Linked DNA regions of Homo sapiens: region 1 is linked to region 2. A link is a loop called in an ENCODE intact Hi-C map of the cell type or tissue named here. Cell type or tissue: A673. All regions are shown on one strand. Links, peaks and the distances in the headings refer to the core of each region. The heading gives the core; the rest is flanking DNA.

What was found. Hi-C counts contacts between places; a loop is a spot of excess contacts. Peaks named below come from ENCODE experiments on the same cell type or tissue, not always from the same donor. Only the 100,000 strongest peaks of a DNase experiment are listed, where the experiment ranks them.
Region 1: it touches region 2 in a loop (6-fold over the local background); 2 of 110 quality-filtered maps call a loop at or near these places.

What each region holds. Positions count from the first base shown.
Region 1 is chr13:61,119,508-61,129,816 of GRCh38, reverse strand. No RefSeq gene overlaps it. Among named protein-coding and RNA genes, the nearest start is that of MIR3169, 75 kb to the left of the region's middle. In A673, for the core only: a CTCF peak has its summit at 4,096 (motif pointing left); a DNase peak (open chromatin) is centred at 4,076.
Region 2 is chr13:61,948,739-61,959,047 of GRCh38, reverse strand. No RefSeq gene overlaps it. Among named protein-coding and RNA genes, the nearest start is that of LINC00358, 76 kb to the left of the region's middle. In A673, for the core only: a CTCF peak has its summit at 4,742 (motif pointing right); a DNase peak (open chromatin) is centred at 4,767.

The sequences.
Region 1 (10,309 bases), core at 1,052-9,051, 830 kb after region 2:
TCTGATGATGGAAGTATAGTAAGATGGCCATAGCATGAGTCTGCAAATTTCAAACTATAAAGCTCCCCATCTACCAGAATCATATGCATTTTGACATGATCCCGAAATAAATTTATATTGTCTAAAATTTTGAAGTACAATTCATAGCATATCATAACACAGTTTTAGTTTAGATGTTTGTTTACTCAATGCTGTCTTGACCCAGTTTTTTGGCTGTGGCTAAAGACTGGTCAGTTCACCTTTATGAGCAGTTGAATTAAGTCCACACCCCAGTTGCTTCACTTACCAGACTCTCACAGTCTAAGCAACTAAGCACTTCACCTAATTGCCCTGGGGCTAACAACCAGACAACTAGGAACAGCCCAAATGCCTCCAGAGCCCACAGAATTATCCACATTAGCCAGTCCTCAAGGAGTCCAGGAAACCTAGCTAAACTCACCCTGCTTGTCTATATAAGATGCATCCTGCAGTTCCAGCTTACCTCTGTGTACAATTCCCTGGGTGACCCTGCCTGGCCGCCAGCTCTCATTTAGAGTTATAATGAAGAATTCTGCCTTCCAAATGTATCCAAGTGTTGTGTTCTGCCATCCAAAAGAAACTTAAATCTTATAAAACATGAATTTAGTACTATCTTAATTAAAATATATCCTAAGCTGCTTTCCATTAAATGTAGGCATTTAGCATTCACAGCATTGTGCTCTTTCACCAAGAATACCAAAGACTCATTGTTTAGTAGTTTGTACATTTGCCAAGACACACATCTGAATAACTTCAAGGATGGTTGAGTACACATGATATTTATCTAGCAATTAGGTTTATAAGGCTGCCCAGTATCTGCATTTCAATGTGCTTTTGTGATTGCCTTATAATTATCTTTGCAGAAAATATAGTAAAGTACAAAAATCTGTACTTCTTTGTGAAAAACGACCATTGAATGAAAGATAAAGCTCAATGAAATCTAAAAGAGGGCTAACATGGCACAAATAAAAACTCCTCAAAGAAATGTGATTCAGGAATAAGTTGAGAGCCTGTATAAATACAGCCATATTCTGACATTTCAGATATTTCAAAAGTATCAATCTCATCCCTCCAAAATGATATTATCTAATTATAGAAATTTATGTAGTTCAAATTTTCTTGGCTTCTTGTGGTTTTCTCTTTGCCAATCTACCTTAATTTTTATATATTAGACTAATTCAAGAGATGCACATTTTTCAAGGATTAAAGATGATTGTGTGCAATTAGGAGCTCAAATATGGAAAGACAAACTGCAGTCTCAATGTCTATTCATGCCTCTTACCTTCTCCATGTTTGCAAAAAATAAAAAATAAAATAAAGAGCATATCTGGGTCCTCTTTAATGTAAACTTTGCAACTAGGTACTTCCATGAACAAGAGTGGGAAATGTGCCTGATTTTCTGTTTCCTAGGGATTTGGGATATTTAAAAAAACGGGGCTAAGAATAAAATACACACACCACGATAAACGATACTTATTTTGTGAACAATGTTCATTTATATATAAACATCAACTTGGTTAAACCACCTATTAAAAGAACTTTTAAACAATAGCTATGCTGAACTACTCAGTTGTAGATGTAAATAATCAGGTAAAGAGAACAATGTAATGTAATGGTTAAAGTCACAGACTCTAGAGCCAAATTGTCTGCATTTGCATCTGAGTTTCTCTATTTGAATAAGTACTTTCACCTGCTTGGACTTCAGTTGAATAATCTATAAAATGGAGATAATGGTACTAACTACCTCATAGTGTTGTTTTAAAGACTAAGTGGATGTACGTATATATTAAATGAATGTATATTAAATGATGTGTAAAGCACTTAGAACTGTTCCTCACACTAATTGTTACCTATTATTATTATTTGATGTGATAAAAAAAAAGTAGGAGTGAGGACATTCTAGCTCTGTAACCAGTTCTCTATACAACCGTGAGCAAGTTCTTTACTTCTCTGGGTTTCCAAGTCTATATCTGCACAATGAGAGATTTGGGCTACATAGTTTCTAAGGTCTTTTTTAGCCCTAAATTTTTGAAAGTCAAATAATATTCCATAGAAGTTACTTCAGTTATTACTCTTCCAATCACATTCTTATAAATGCCTTAATGGGCTGTGTGTGGAATCTTTAGTGTAGTAGCTTTTTGGTTAAAGATGAGGGTGGAATGAGATAGCTGCCGAGATCATTACAGTTTCATGTTACATTTTCCTTGCCATATATATATATATATATATATATATATATATATATATATATCCCAAAATAGGACAATAATTTAAGAAGTTGTATTTCATGTGAGATGTTATATCATACTTATGTAGCAACAATCAAACCAAGGAGAAAAAGATTTCTGCTGATATTTTTCACATTTTGACTGATTTTCAAATCGATCAATCTACCTTAACTTGTAAAAAATATTTTCCCTGATTTGGCCAGGCATGGTGGGTCACGCCTGTAATCCCAGCACTTTGGGAAGCCAGAGCAGGAGAATCACTTGAGTGTAGGAGTTAGAAACCAGCCTTGGAAACTTGATGGAATCCCATCTCTACAAAAAAATTTCAAAATCCAGGCATGACGGTGTGTGCCTGTAGTCCCAGCCACTAAAAAGGCTGAGCAGGGAGGATCACTTGAGCCGAGGAAGTTGAGGCTGCAGTGAGCTCTGTTTGTGCCATTGTACTCCAGCCTGGGTAACAGAGCAAGTCCCTGTGATATGGTTTGGCTATGTACCCATTCAAATTTTGACTTGAATTGCACCTCCCAGAATTCCCACGTGTTGTGGGAGGGACTTAGGGGGAAACAGTTGAATCATGGGGGCAGGTCTTTCCCATGCTATTCTCATGATAGTGAATAAGTCTCACAAAACCTGACGGGTTTATCAGGGATTTCTGCTTTTGCTTCCTCCTCATTTTCTCTTGCTGCTGCCATTTAAGAAGTTCTTTTGCCTCCTGCCATGATTCTGAGGCCTCCCCAGCCATGTGGAACTGTAAGTCCAATTAAACCTCTTTTTTTTCCCCCCAGCCTCAGGTATGTCTTTATCAGCAATGTGAAAACAAACTAATAAAGTAAATTGGTACCAGTAGAGTGGGGCGTTTCTGAAAAGATAAGCAAAAAATGTGGAAGCAGCTTTGGAACTGGGTAACAGGCAGAGGGTGGAACAGTTTGGATGGTTCAGAAGAAGACAGGAAAATGTGAGAAAGTTTGGAACCTTCTAGAGACTTGTCGAATAGCTTTGACAAAAATGCTGATAGTGATATGAACAATAAGGTCCAGGCTGAGATGGTCTCTGACAGAGATGAGGAACTTGTTGGGAACTGGAGCAAAGGTGACTCTTGTTATGCTTTAGCAAAGAGACTGGTGGTATTTTGCCCCTGCCCTAGAGATTTGTGGAACTTTGAACTTCAGAGAGATGATTTAGGGTATCTAGTGGAAGAAATTTCTAAGGAGCAAAGCATTCAAGAGGTGACTTGGGTATTGTTAATAAAGGTATTCAGTTTTATAAAGGAAGCAGAGCATAAAAGTTTGGATAATTTGAAGCCTGACAATGTGATAGAAAAGAAAAGCCCATTTTCTGGGGAGAAATTCAAGCCAGCTCCAGAAATTTGCATAAGTAGCAAGAAGCCTAATGTTAATCCTCAAGACCATGAGGAAACTGTCTCAAGGCCATATCAGAGACCTTCACTGCAGCCCCTCCCATCGCAGGCCTGGAGGCCCTGGAGGAAAAAGTGGTTTCATGGGCAGGGCCCAGGGTCTCCATGCTGTGTGCAGCCTAGGAACTTGGTGCCCTGTATCCCAGCTGCTCCAGCCATGGCTGAAAGGGGCCAATGTACAGCTCAGGCTGTGGCTTCAGAGGATGGAAGCCCCAAGCCTTGGCAACTTCCATATGGTGTTGAGCCTGTGGGTGCACAGAACTCAAGAATTGAGGTTTGGGAGCCTCCACCTAGATTGCAGAGGGTGTTTGGAAACTCCTGGATGCCCAGGCAGAAGTTTGCTGCAGGGATGGGACCTTCATGGCAAACCTCTGCTAGGGCAGTGCAGAAGGGAAATGTGGGAGTCCCTACTAGGGCACCACCACAGCACCACCTAGTGGAGCTGTGGGCAGTGGGTCACGGTCCTCCAGATCCCAGAATGGTAGACCCACCGACAGCTTGCGCCGTGCAACTGGAAAAGCCACAGACACTCAATGCCAGCGCATGAAAGCAGCCAGGAGGGAGGCTGTACCCTGCGAAGTCATAGGGGCAGAGCTGCCCAAGACCATGGGAACCCACCTCTTGCATCAGCGTGACCTGGATGTGAGACATGGAGTCAAAGATCGTTTTGGAGCTTTAAAATTTACTGCCCCGCTGGATTTCAGACTTGCATGGGGCCTTTAGCCCCTTCATTTTGGCCAATTTCTCCCATTTGGAATGGCTGTATTTACCAAATACCTGTACCCCCACTGTATCTAGGAAGTAACTAGCTTGCTTTTGATTTTACAGGCTCATAGGTGGAAAGGCATTGCCTTGTCTCAGATGAGACTTTGGACTATGGACTTTGGTTAATGCTGAAATGAGTTAAGATTTTGGGTGACTGTTGGGAAGGCATGACTGGTTTTAAAGTGTGAGGACATAAGATTTGGAGGGACTGGGGCAGAATGATATGGTTTGGCTGTGTCCCCATTCGAATCTCAACTTGAATTGTATCTCAGAGAATTCCCACATGTTGTGGGTGGGACCCAGGGAGAGGTAATTGAATTATGGGGTCCAGTCTTTCCCATGCTATTCTCATGATAGTGAGTAAGTCTCATGAGATCTGATAGGTTTATCAGGGGTTTCTGCTTTTGCTTCCTCCTCATTGTCTCTTGCTGCCACCATGTAAGAAGTGCTTTTCACCTCCTGCCATGATTCTGAGTTCTCCCCAGCCATGTGGAACTATAAGTCCAATTAAACTTCTTTTTCTTCCCAGTCCCATGTATGTATTTATCAGCAGCATGAAAACAAACTAATACAACCTGTCTCAAAAAAAAAAAAAAATTGTCCCTGATTTCTTAAAGTGTGGTAAAATACACATAACAAATTTTATTATCTTAACCATTTTTAAAGTTTATAGTTTAGTAGTATTAAATATATTCATAATTTTATGAATTTACCATAATCTATATAATTTCATCTTGAAAAAATGAAACTTTATACCCATTCAACAATAATTCCTTATTTCCCTTTACCCCAGTCCCTGGCAACCATCATTTTCCTTTCTGTCTCTATGAATTTGACCTACTTTAAGTGTCTCATATATGTGGAATCATACAGCATTTACTCTTTTGTGCCTGACTTATTTTGCTTAGTCTAATGCCCTCCAGATTTATCCATGTTGTCATAAATGTCAGGATTTCATTTATTTTCAAAGCTCATTAATTTTCCATTGATTATATATACCACATTTTATTTATCCATTCATCTGTTAGTGCAGTGGTCCCCAATCTTTTTGGCACCAGGGACCAGCTTTGTGGAAGACAATTTTTTCACAGACGGAGGGGATGGTTTCAGGATGAAATTGTTTCACCTCAGATCATCAAATTATCAGGTATTAATCAGGCATGAATTAGATTCTTATAAGGAGCATGCAACCTAGATGACTTACATGTGCAGTTCACCATCAGGTTTACGCTCCTATGAGAAACTAATGCTGCTGCTGATGTGACAGAAGGCAGAGCTCATGTGGTAAAGCTTGTTTGCCTGCTGCTCACCTCCTGCTGTGTGGCCTGGTTCGTAACAGGCCACTGACCAGTATTGGTCTGTGGTGCAGGGGTTGGGGACTCCTGTGTTAGTGGACATTTGAGCTGCTTAGACTTTTTAGCTATTGTGAATAATGCTATGAACATAGGTGTACAAATATCTCTTCCAGACTCTGCTTTCCATTCCTTTCGGTTATACATCCAGAAGCAGAATTTCTGGGTCATATGGTAATTCTGTTTTTAACTTTTTTAGGAACTACACTATTTTCCACAGCAGCTGTGCCTTTTCACATTCACACCAATACTGCTCAACGGTTCCGGTCTTTCCACATTTTCCCCAACACTCATTTTCTGTTTTCTTGATATTAGGCATCCTAATGTGTGAGATGGCATCTCATTGTGGTTTTCAGTTTCATTTCCCTAATGATTTGTGATGCTGAGCATCTTTTCATGTACTTATTGGCCATTTGTATATCTCATTTGGAGAATATACCTTTTTGAGGAATATATCATATTCTTTGGAGATATATCATTTGTGTATCTTCTTTGGATAAATGTCTATTTCGAAAAGTCCTTTGCCCATTTTTGCATTGGATTGTTTGTGATTTTGGTTGAGTTTCAGGAGTTCTCAATATGTTCTGGATATTAATCTCTTATCACATATATTATTTGCAAATATGTTTTTCCCATTCTGTGGGTTGCTTTTTCATTCTGTTGATATTTTCTTATAATGTACAATTTAAAAAAAATTTATGAAGTCCAATTTGTATTTTTGTTGTTGTTGCCTGTACCTTCAGTGTCATATTCAAGAAAATGTTGACAAATCAAACGTCATAGAGCTTTTGGCCTCTGTTTTCTTGTAAGAGTTTTATACTTTTATGTTTATATTTAATTCTTTGATCTATTTTTGGTTTATTTTTGCATATGGCATTAGGTAAAAGTCCAAATTCGGGGAGGGGGGAGGGATAGCATTGGGAGATATACCTAATGCTAGATGACACGTTAGTGGGTGCAGCGCACCAGCATGGCACATGTATACATATGTAACTAACCTGCACAATGTGCACATGTACCCTAAAACTTAAAGTATAATTAAAAAAAAAATTAAAAAAATAAATAAATAAATAAATAAATTAACATAAAAAAAAAAAAAGAAAAAAAAAAAGTCCAAATTCATTCTTTTGCATGTGGATATCCAGTTTTCCCAGCACCATTTGTTGAAAAGTCTGTCCTTTCCCCCATTGAATAGTTGTGGCACCCTTGTCAGAAATCACTGGACCATATAGATGATAATTTATTTATTTGGGGGCTCTCTATTCTATTCCATTGGTTTATATGCCTGTTCTTATGCTAGTACCACAATGTTTTGAATACGGTAGCTTTGTAGTAAGTTTTGAATCAGGAAGTATGAGTCCTAGAGCTTTGATCTTTTTTTCATGATTGTTTTGGCTGCTCAGTGTCCCTTGACATTGCATATAAATTTTAGAATGCATTTTTTTTTTTATTTCTGCAGAAAATGTCACTGAGATTTTAGTACAGATTGCATTAAATTTGTAAATTACATTGGGTAGTATTGATATCTTAATATTAAGTCTACAATCTATGAACATGGAATGTGTTTCCATTTATTTGTGTGTTTTTTAATTTCTTTCAGCATGGTTTTGTGGTTTTCAGTGCACAAAGCTTTCACCTCCTCAGTTAATTTCTAAATATTTATTTCAATGTTATTTTAAGTAAAATTGTTTTTTAATTTTCTTTTCAGATTGTTCATTGTTAGTGTCTAGAAATGCAACTGATTTTTGTGTGTTGACTTGGTATCCTGCTTCTTGCTAAATTCATTTATTAACAGTAACACCTTTTTAGTGGAGCATTTAGGGTTTTCTACATAGACACTTACATCACCTGAGAACAGATAATTTTTCTTCTTTCTTTCCAGTTTGTATGCCTTTTTTTTCTCTTGCCTAATTTCTCTGGCTGAGACTTCCAGAATTATGTTGAAAATAAGGGGCAAATGCAAGCATTCCTGCTTGTTCCCTATCTTATAGGAAAAGTTTTTATTCCTTCATCATTAAGTATGATGTTCACTGTGGGTTTTTTTATTGTGAGCTTTTATTATGTGAGGATACTTTTCCTTCATTCCTAATTTGTTGAGTGTTTTTTTAATCATGAAAAAATGTTAAATTTTGTCAAATTCTTTTTCTTCATTGATTTAAAAGATGTGTATTTTTTTACTTCATTTTGTTAATGTGGTATATTACATTGATTAATTTCTATATGGTAAACTATTCTTGTATTCCAGGAATAAATCCCACTTAGTCATGGTGTATAATCCTTTTTATATGCTTTTGAATATTTCTGCCTTTCCAAATTTTTGGAAAAGTTTGAGAATAATTGACATTACTTCTTCTTTAAATGTTTGACAGCATTCACAAATAAAGTCAGCAAGTCCAGGGCTTTTATTTATTGGGAGAGTTTTTTCTGATTCAAACTCCTTATTAGTTACAGATCTCTTTATTTAGATTTCCTATTTCTTCATGATTTAGTCTTGTTTGGTTTTGTGCTTCTAGGAATTTATTCATTTCATCTAGGTTATCCAACTTGTTGCTGTACATTGTTTATAGTACTCATATAAACCTTTTTTTATTTGTGTAGAATCATTAATACTGTCCCCAGTTTCTTCCCTTTTTTTTTTTTTTTTGTAATTTGAGTCTTCTCTCTTTTTTCTTACTCTATACTGCTAAAGGTTTTTCAGAGTTCTTAAACTTTTCAAAGAACCAACTTTAGGTTTTATAGATTTTCTCCTTTTTCAATTCTCTATTTCTTTGTTTCTGTCTAATATTTATTATTTCCTCCCTCCTGCTAGCACTGGGTTTAGTTTGTTGTTTGTTTTTTAGTTCCTTACATTGCAAAGCTAGGTTGTTATTTGAAATTTCTTTCTTTTAACGTAAGCATTTTTAGAAATAAATTTCCCCTTTAGCAGTGCTTTTGTTGTCTTACAAAAGTTGTGGTATGTTTTTACTTTTATTCATCTCTAACTATTTTATAATTTCCTTCAGGACTTTTTCTTTGATCCATTGGTAGGTTAAATGTGTGATTTCCACAGTTTTGCAAATTTTTCAGTTTACTTCTGTTATTGATTTTTAACTTCATTCCATTGTGGTCAGAGAAGATACATGTTATAATGTATATATTTTTTAAATCTATTGAGATTTAATTTGTGGCCTAACATATCCTTTATCTTGAAAAATGGCTCACTCACGTACCCTTAAGAAGAATGTATATGCTATTGTTATTGGGTAGTGTTTTGTAAATGTTTGTTAGGTCTAATTGGTTTATTGTGTTGTCTTCTTTTTTCTTACCGCTCTTCTGACCAGTTGTTGTATTTATTAGTGAAAGTGGGGTATTGATGTCTCCCGCAACTATTATTGTAGAATTATCCATTTCTCTCTTCAATTTTGTAAATTTTTCCTTTACATATTTTGATGACCTGATATTAGGCGTGTAAATGTTTTTAATTGTTATATTTTCTTGCTCTATTGAACCATTGGTTAAGATATATTGTCCTTTTTTTGTCTGTTATTAATTTTTAATTTAAAACCTATTTTCTCTGCTATTCATATAGCCACCCCTGCTCTTTTTGTTACTATTTGCATGGAATGATTTCTTTATCCTTTCACTTTTAGTCTATTTGTATCTTTATATGTAAAGTGAGTTTCCTATAGGCAGCATATAATTGAATCAGGTTTTTTAATCCATTTTGCCACTCTCTGTGTTTTGATTGATGGAGGGCTTATGTATTTACATTTGAAGTAATTACTGTAAGAGCAATTTACTTCTGTCATATTGATACTTGTTTTCTATATGCATTATAGCTTTTTTAATCTTCATTTTCTCCATTACTCTCTTCATTTGTGTTTATTTTTTATTGTGAAAGGTTTACAATCTTTCCTCATTTTCTTTCTGTATATTATATGGCTATGTATGTACACATATGTTTATTGCGCACTATTCACAATAGCAAAGACTTGGAACCAAACCAAATGCCCATCAATGTGACTCGATAAAGAAAATGTGGCACATATACACGATGGAATAGTATGCAGCCATAAAAAAGAATGAGTTCATGTCCTTTGCATGGACATGGATGAAGCTGGAAACTGTCATTCTCAGCAAACTAACACGGAAACAGAAAACCGAACACCGTATGTTCTCACTCTTAAGTAGGAGTTGAACAATGAGAACATATGGGCACAGGGAGGGGAACATCACATGCCAGGGCCAGTCGGGGGGTGACAGGCTAGGGGAGGGATAGCATTAGGAGAAATACCTAATGTAGATGATGGGTTGATAGATGCAGCAAACCACCATGGCACATGTATACCTGTGTAACAAACCTACACATTCTGCACATATCCCGTAAGTATGGGATACTTTAAGTATCCCATAACTTAAAGTATAATTTTTTAAAAAATAGAGAAAAGGTGGGAATAGTTGAGAAGGCCACAACGATATGCACAAGACTACAAAAGCAGATATAGAAGAAAGATGAGAGGGAGATATAAAGCAATGGCAACTCGTCCTCCTTC
Region 2 (10,309 bases), core at 949-8,948:
GGGACACAGAGTCAAATCATATTACCTTCTCACCAAATATATTCATAGAAACAGACATATAAGATATTTCTTATGGAAGACCTTGAAGTTATTTTTTAAGTGTATTTAAGTGTATTTAAGTTTAAGTGTATTATAGTTACAAATATTAGACTTAGTGTCATAGGGTTTCTACAATCCGTATGCAAATATGTGTAATGTGCATATATATGTACTTTAATTTTTAAGAAAGTGCATCTAATTCTCAAGTAAATCTGAGATTCATGCAATGGTGAGATCAACTGATGTGGCTAAGAACTTTATTTTACAGATGAGAAAATAAATATCGAGAAATGTTAAATTTTGGCAGAGTTAAAGTCAGGTACTTGTCCTTCAAATTAACTGTTTGTTTTCCCCAACGGCATCAATTTGTATGTGTCTCTTGATGCAACTAATATATAATTCAACATATAGCACAATTATCAATAACATTATCATAGTGAAAAGCTAGTTTTTGTATGAAATTCATTTTGTTTTATTTCAAACATACCTTCTTAGTTATGTTTCCTTAGGCCAAGGAACTCAGCATTCCCAGACCTGGCTGATGACAATCTCTCATATGAGTTGTTAACTTGTTTCACCCTCTTTCTGTAAGATAATCATTGATAATAGGGACCTCTAGAATCCATGTATAGATGAAATAGCCTCTGTTAGCCTGAGAATCTGAATTTTTCTGTGGAGTAGAGACCTGTTCTGCTATGCTACCAATCCAGACATATCAATTTTTAATTCACATAAAGAAGAAAACAAACCTCTATTGAGCTAAGCTACTGAGATTTGTATTTTTACCTATTACAGAAAGCAGCATTATCTTAAATATCAAGACATTAGGACACCATCTAGAAATGGAATTCAGGTCTTTAATTTCAGGTTAGTTTCATATATTGTATTCAAATTTAAAAATAACTAATTTTACCATTAAAATCTATTCAATGGCCTCTCCATTAACACCGATTGTGAAAATAAATTCTTTTAAAGAAAAGTAGCTGTGTGTGGTGGCTCATGCCTGCGAATTGGACACCAGCCTGGGCAACATGGGGAAACCGCTACAAAAAAATACAAAAATTAACTAGACATGCTGGCACACACCTGTAGTTCCAGTTACTCAAAAAGCTGGGCAATAGAGCCAGATCTTGTCTCAAAAAAAAAAAAAAAAGGAAAGAAGAAGAAAGAAGAAAGCAAGAAAAGGAAGGAAGAAAGGAGGGAAGGAAGCGAAGGAAGGAAAAGAAAAGCAATCGAAATTGTCAGGCATTTAAGACACCAACAAGTTGTGTATGGAGAAATCAAATTCAAACATCTCTTTTAGAAAGTCAAGGAAAAATAACTCTATATTTTAAAATAAAAATTTAAAATACATTCTCATTTAGAGGTATTAGGTAAATTTAAATTAACACAGTAAACAATTGTATAACAATATATTATTCAATATAGAATCATTTGATAATTAGTATTCCAAATAAATAATAGTTTAGGAAATCTTACTGTACATAGGGTACTATCAATTAGTGGCTTATTGATGAATCCTAAAAAGCAACATATGAAAAACCTATGCCTCTCTTCATTAGTACCTCAAAGATAAGTTAGCCTAGATGTTCTGGAATGGAAATCTACTTTGCAGTGTAGACATAGGCCTAAGTCTGGGCACTATTCCCTAAGGCCTTGAAAGAAGTTGTAGGTTTATATTTGTCTCAGCTGATAATCAGTGGTGAGAAGTCCACCTATGTTTGAAGACACTGACATTTACACTTTCAAGGAGTAGTAGAAGGGGCAATGACAGTGATGGTGGCCAACATAGTATAAGGAGATCAAGCTCCCATTTTTTCTTGTATTTTCTTTCTTTTATTTATTTATTTACTATTTATATATTTGTGTGTCACCTAGGATCTCCAAACAGCATGTGTGTATGTGTGTTAATGTATATACATATATATATATATATATATACTCACACAGCAATTTTTTTAGTATAAGAGATTTGATCATTGTATAAGAAAATTACCAATAATTATATAAAATCAATAAAAACAATTATCTTCACTGGGAAAGATAAATGCTTCTTAAATAAATAAGATCAAAATCACATGAAATAAAATTTAAAATGTTAAAAAATGATGTCTTTTGCCATTAACACATACAAATTTCAAAAATCTTAGGTTGGAATAATATATTTTATTATATGTTTAAAGAATACTTAAGTAAATTAAATATTAACTAATTTTTACTGTAAAACTGCCCATAAAATGACATAGCATTGGACATTATTTTTTAAATTTACAGTAAAATATTATTTAAAAATATGTGGTTAGTTGAAAAATGAAAAAAAGATCCTTATTCTCAATCCTTCCTTTATTCATGAATTTTGCAATGTATTTTTGCAAGTCCTCACACTGAGGTGAATCCGTTTTTCCCACCCCTTCAATCTGGGTTGCCTTGTAATTAGAGTTAACCAATAACAGTAGTAAGATGAAAATGTGCCAGTTCTATGCTTAGGCCTGCAGAGACAGGACTTGCATGCTTCTGTTCTTAGATTCCTATATGTGCCATGAGAATCAGCTTAGGATGATTTTCTGGAGGATGAGAGACCATGAGGAACAAAACTGAGGCAACCTACTTTTCCAAGTTGAACCTCAAACATATGAGAGCACTCAGCCAATATCAGCAAATCACCTAGCTATCCTCTATCCTATCTGACCACAGACATGTAATCAATTCCAGTGGTATTGGCCAAGGAGTTTTGTAGTGGTTTGTTACATCATATGACTGTAGCTGTAGATAATTAAAACAGAATCTTATACATAACTATATAGAATTCTGTAGATTCTTTAGACTAATTGTGTATATCCCTGCCCTTGACCTGCAATCAGCCTAATCACAAATATTAAAAACTCTTTAAGAAGTTACTAACTTTATTCAGTAAATAAATTGTAAGAAAAAGGAAGATAGTGGTAAAGGTAATTTTACTTGACAGACTCAAAGCACACTTCAATAAAATGTCATATGTGGCTTTGTTTAGATCCTAACTTTAATAAATAAATTATAAGTAAAAGCATTTGTGATTCATATAGGAAGAATTAAATACTAAAATTATTGATAATAATTTTGTATTTTAATAGTATAATGACAATATTGTGAATATGTTTTTTTAAAAAAGAATCTTAATTTTTGCGACCAGCATTATCACACCAGAGCCACATAAGGACATCACACACACACACAAAAAGCTACAGACCAATATCCTTGATGAAAGTAGATACAAAAATTCTCAACAAAATACTAGCAAACAGAATTCAACAACAATTAAAAGGATCATTCACCATTATCAAGTGTGCTTTATCCATAGGATGCATGGATGGTTCAACATATGCAGATCAATAAATGTGATACACCATATTATCCAAATAAAAGAAAAACAAATATAGTCATCCCATTAGATGCAGAAACAACATCTGACAAAATTAAACATCTTTTCAAAAAAACTCTCACCAAATTACATATAGAAGAAATGGACCTCAATACAATAAATGCCATGTATGATGAGCCCACAGTTAACATAGTTAATGGTGAAAAACTGACACTTTTTATATAAGACCTTGAAACAAGACAAGGGTGCCTGTTCTCACCACTTCTATTCAATATAGTATCAGAGGTCCTTGTTAGACTAATGAGACAGGATAAATAAGTAAAAGACCTCCAAATAAGAAAAGAAGTGAAATTGTCACTATTTCCTCATAACATGGTCTTATATATAGAAAACCCTAAATATTCCACAAAAAGTGTTCAAACTGATAAATGAATGCAGTAAAGTTTCTGGATAAAAAATTAACATAAAAATCAATACTATTTCTATGCACCAAAAACTTTCTAAGAGATGCTTATTGGATTATTTAAAGAGGATATGATATATTTGGAATTTAAAAAATCCAATGTTAGTAGTAGAGAAGTGGGTTATACTATAGGCTAACACTTCTTAAAGTTTAACATACATGAGAATCATCTTTAAGATGTTTAAGAAGTTTAACATGTATGATTCTCAGATGATTCTGAGAATGCAGATTCTAATTCAGTACTTTTGCCGCGGGACCTGAGATTCTACTTGTCTAGCAAGCTCCCAGACAAGCCCACCTATTGTAGTAAGGTTGTAAATTTGATGAATGGCCATAAATACATAATTGTGTTTCTGGGTAATGGGTACATGAGGATTCATGGAATCATTGTCCCTATTTTTACATATTTTAAACATTTTTATAATTAAATTGTTTAAAATAATATTTCTAATTCAGTGAGGACCTAAATTCTGTGGGTTTTCTTTTTCGCTGACTTTAAATAAAATAACTATTTTCAAACGATGAACCATTGTGACCTAAGGGAGTTCAGGAAGCTTTGATGGAGGAGGTATTATTTATAGTTTGGCCTTGATGAGTGGACAAATATCAAAAATGTGGAATGAAGGAATGAGAGTGGAACATTCTAGGAGACAAAAACTGGCTTAGTAAATGCATAAAAGCAAAAATGGACATGGGATGTTTACACAGAAGACGACCACCTTGCATGGCATGCAAATGGAAATGTATTTACAAATTTTCAGGGTTGGAATGGAATTTAAGAATTCAAGATAGATCTTGGTGTTAGCTTTAATTGTGGAGCTTAGTGATCAAGTTGGAAAGCAAAAAACCAGAAACATAATTTAATGAACCACAAGATGGCAACAAAGTCCCTTCGGAACACATCTCACAGTTTGCCTCTTCCCCACCATAGGATAAAATCTGGAGTAGAATTCGAGAAGAAAATAGGAAGTCAGTCTTCTAAGCAAGTAGTTAAAATAATTAAAATTTGAACCTAGCTATTACCAAGAATGATTTAATCATCAGGGAACTCATGCATTTTAATCAGAGATATTAAATGCATTTATTAGCTCACATTAACTGATAGAAAAAGTACACATTCATATTTGATAAGTTTATTCTTCCTTAAATATCTTGGGCAAACAGCAGATAAAGTTTTACTGGAAGCACTAATAACACCACTAAGATGAATTCTGCATCTTTATTTATTATATTCATTATTGTGAATGGTTTTTGAATACCTATTCAAAACTGATGATACAGAGTAAAACAACAACAACAACAAAAACCTGGTGAATTTTTTCTTCCTAAAAGTTTCCATACATAGTGAAATTAATATTGTTATTATAAAAGAACATATGATTTAAGTATACCTATTTTTCTGATAAATGTAACATATTTATAAATTAGATTTCTTACATTATGTTTTGACCATACAAGGATCACTCTGGCCCTGTTTTTAGGTGCTCACTTTTTTCGTGCTAAATTTTTAAAGACACTGGAAACAAGGAAGTTGACTATTGCATTAAGATATTGCTATTAATGAGCTGTATGTGTAACTTGTCAAAAATTTCAGAAGCAAAACATAAATTTAAATAGAAATTTGTTGTGAATTTACTATGTGCTATGTAATATGTAATTTAAACAATAGTGAAGTAAAAATAAATAAAGCAAATTTGAAAGAATGTATGGTGAGCAGCGTTAAATGTGGAAAAACATTCAAACAAAGCCATAAAATTCTTTCTTGAAAATAGTGGTTAGGAATTCATTAGTTAATTAGTGATTGAGAGTTTCATCATCAATGATAAGATAAAATATTCTTATTTTAAATTAAAAGTGAAAATTTGTACAGTAATTGGGTGCTACTCTTTCAAGAACTTGGGCACAGAAGGGAAAAAGAAAGCTAGGACTGTATCTTAAGTGAGAATTCAAAATAAAGACAATTTAGAATAAAACAGTTGGATTTACTATGTAGGAGTGTCAGAGTGACATGATTTACAAGTTTGGGCTCTACTTGTATATTATAGATTAGTTTAAAAATGTTTTATGTGGGAAATAATATACACTTTAGTGTTTAATTAGTGTGGTATATTATGGTTTTATATTATGTTGGTGCAAAAGTAATTGTGGTTTTTGTCATTACTTTCAATATAAAAACTGCAATTACTTTTGCACCAACCTAATAGATTTAAAAATATATCGTTTACTCTCAGGGTTAAGTCTACGTTTCAAGTTAAACTGTTTATGGCTACAAAGTGAAAATTATGTAACTGGGAATGATATGAAACAAATTTTATTAAGAAAGACCAATCAGAAATGATTTTGAAACTTTCAAAAAGAAATATTATTTATAGTTTACTATTTCATATGGAACAAAGGACTTATAAACCATTGCATAGTGAAGATTTTCACAGTCATGTTTTTAATAAAACATTATAAATGGTTAGTAATCACCATAAAAATTGCAGGCAATTGAATGTCTCTAATTAATGATAATTTTTAAATACGTTATTTTATTTATCTTACTAAATTGTTTGGCAAATAGGCTTCATTAAAAAACATTAAGGTAATCAGCTTGTGCCTCCAGTACTAATTCTAAATTAAAGGAGACCTATTAATACAGAATTTTTTCATAGAAATTGACACGTGTGACTCCTTCTATGAACTGTAAACCTTTGTGTAGTATGGGTGCTTGAAAATTAAATGTCAGAAAATAAATTTAAAAATATGTGAAATATAAAAAATTAAATTACCATTTTGCACAATTAATTACTGAACTAATTACGCTCTTGAAACTTAGAGCTCAAAAAGCTTTTTAATGCAATAGCATAGAAGGCTTGTGTCTTTAGTTAGCCAAAGTTACTTGATTTTTTCTCTTTATTCATTACTGAACAAATCTTAACATTCTTGGTTTCACGACAATATTGTTCAAGAACACCTAAGCTCTCTCTTGGCTGATACAAAACCACTCTTAACAGCTTAGGTGAGATTCATTGAAAAGTGATCTCTTAAATAGAATGAGGTGCTTAGCATCCATTATTTTATTATTGGTTAGAAGAGAATGTTGGAACTCTTTAGGGTTCAAATACTTTATGAATAACTTGGAACAAAGTGAGATGTGTGTTGTTTAGAGGAGCAACATCAATACAGAAGATTTAGTAATAGGAATTTCATTTTTCTACGTTTGTTAAAACAAAATTATTATGACAGAAAGAACATTTAGATAATCCACATATTCAGTACTATTTGCCCGAAAGTAAAATATTCATTTATATTTGGTTTAATAACTGGCAAAATGTGACTCACAAACTGTGAGCACATTGTCTTAAAACCACATTTTTGTAATCCATCATTCTCGACAATTGAAAGTTGACTTTTGTTCCTAAGTAGGTAATTTATCTGTGTAATATTTTCCATTACTATTCAGTAAATATTGCTTGGGGATAGTGTGAGGTGGTAATTCCCTTTTTAAATAAGTTATCTATTTTTAAATCATTTAGAAGACATTGTATTCTAGCATTTGTTTAATATTATCATCCTTCAAGCTATGGATTCAATTTTGTTTCTTAAGATTTTCATTATATTTGCAAGCCTTATAAAATTATTTTTCTTTATGCCAATTAAATTATACATGGGTCAAACTAATTTATACCATTAGACTTTCATCCTTATAATTCCTAATGCATGTTGAGTTTCCCTTATCTGAAATGCTTGGAACCAGAAGCATTTAGATTTCAGGTGTTTTTAGATTTTGGAATATTCGTATATACACAATGAGAAACCTTGGAGATGGGACCCAAGTCTAAACACAAAATTCATTTATGCTTCATGTGTGCCTTATACATATAGCCTGAAGGTAATTTTATACAATATTTTTAATACAACTCTGTTGTGCCAAAAACAAAGTTTGTATATATTGAACCATCAGAAAGCAAATGTGCCAAATGTGAAATTTTCCACTTCTGGTGTCATGTTGGCACGCAAAAAGTTTTGAGTTTTGCAGCATTTCAAATTTCAGATTTTTGGATTAGAGATGCTCACCTTGTAACATTGGTGGAAAACATGTTATGAGTGCAAGAAGAGTTTGTAGGACCCCTTTATTAGCTAAAAGATAAGCTAGTTCGGCCGGGTGCGGTGGCTCACTCCTGTAATCCCAGCACTTTGGAAAGCCGAGAAGGGCGGATCACCTGAGGTCGGGAATTCGAGACCAGCCTGACCAACATGGAGAAACCCTGTCTCTACTAAAATATTTATCAGAAAAAGTCAAGAAGAGACAGATAGTCATGAAAGATCAGAAAGCAAGCCATCATATTTTAAAATATTGCACACTAACAGAAAAGAGAACTTTATAAAGTTTGAAGGACTATTTTAAACCACAAGGTTTTTACACCTTTACAAAAAAATCCATAAAATGGAACAACAAAAAACATCATAGTATAATGTCATGCAATGTTATGTTAAGTAAAAAAGAGGATGAAAATAATTACATCACTACAGAAAATAAAAGCAGCTCAGAAAGGCATACTCACAAAACAGATGAAGATTGTAACCTCGTATTTTAAAACAAGCCCCATAACATTAAGTAAATAAAATGGGTATAAAGAATATTATAAGTTAAACTTTAGAAATTCAGAAATGTGGTTACAGAATGTGATGGAACTAGAGATAAAAGAAAAATGATTTCAAAAATGACAAATGAACTATAAAAAATGAAAGAATATCCTACAAATGACTAAATGCAAAAATAACACAATCCTTAACTTCTGAAGACAAATTGACTTTTTAAGAAAGAGACTATCGAGAAATATAAATAAGATAAAATATTTAAGAAGGTGGCGACTAAAATAGCAAATAACTAACTTATAGATAATATGAATTCCTGGGGCAAAAAAGCAAATAAACTGAACAATTACTAAAAATTATCATTCATAAAAACTCTCTTGAAGTTTAAACAAAAAAGGACTTGAAGCTACATAAGAGTACACAGCATATCTGTGAATATTGACCCAGAACAAACAATAAGAAGATATACTTCAGAAATGTTAATATACTTTTAAAACAATTAGTGTAAACATAAGAGGTACAAGTGCATTTTTGTTACAGAAATATATTATATAATGATGAAGTTTAGGCTTTTAGTGTACCTATCACCTGAATAATGTACACTGTATTCATTAAGTAATTTCTCATCCCTCAGCCCCCCTCCCACATTATGACTCTTCTGAGTCTCCAATGTCTATCATTCCACACTCTGTGTCCATATACACACATGGCTTAGCTTCCACTTAGAAGTGAGAACATGTGGCATTTGACTTTCTCTTTAAGTTGTTTCGCTTAACATGGATGGCCTCCAGTTCCATCCATGTTGCTGCAGAAGACATAATTTTTTTATCTTTCTTTTTTTTTTTTTTTGGCTGAGTACTATTCCATTGTGTGTGTGTGTGTGTGTGTGTGTGTGTGTACACATTTTCTTTATCCAATGGTTCACTGATAGACACTTAGATTGATTCCATATCTTTGCTAATGTGAATAGTGCTGTGATAAACATAGTACAAGTGTCTCTTTTTGTATAATGATTTCACTTCCTTTGGGTAGATACCCAGTAGTGAGATTGCTGAACTGAATAGTAGCTCTACTTTTAGGACTTTGAGAAATCTCCACACTGTTTTTTATAGAGGTTATATTAATTTAAATTCCCACTAACGCATATAAGTGTTCTCTTTTCTCTGCATTCTCAACAACATCCGTTATTTTTTGGCTATTTAACAATAGCCATTCTAACTCGTATAAGATGATATCTCATTGTGGTTTGCATTTTTCTGATGGTTAGTGATGCTGAACATTTTTTCAAGTGTTTGTTGGCAACTTATATGTCTTCTTTTGAAAAATGTCTCTTCATATCCTTTGCCCACTTATTTTGGGGTTGTTATTCGATCTCCTTATAAATTCAAGATATTAGTCCCTTGTTAAATCCGTAGTTTTCAAATAGTTTCTCTAATAATGTCAGTTGTTTGTTCACTCTGTTGATTATTTAATTTGTTGTGGAGAAGCTTTTTTTAGTTTAATTAAATCCCATTTGTCTATTTTTGGTTTTGTTGTATTTGCTTTACGGGTCTTAGTCACAAATTCTTTGCCAAGACCAATATCCAGGAGAGCGTTTTCTAGGATTTCTTCTAGAATTTTCATAGTTTCAGGTCTTACATAAATCTCTAACTTACCTTGAGTTGATTTTTGCATATAGTGAGAGATTAGGGTTGAGTTTCGTTCTTCTACATATGGCAATCCACTTTGCCCAAAACCATTTATTGAAAGGATGTCTTTTCCCCAGTATATGTTTTTGTTGACTTTGTCAAAGATCAGTTGGCTGTAGATATGTAACTTTTTCTCTAAGTTCTCTATTCTATTCATCTTTATGTCTATGTTTGTTCCAG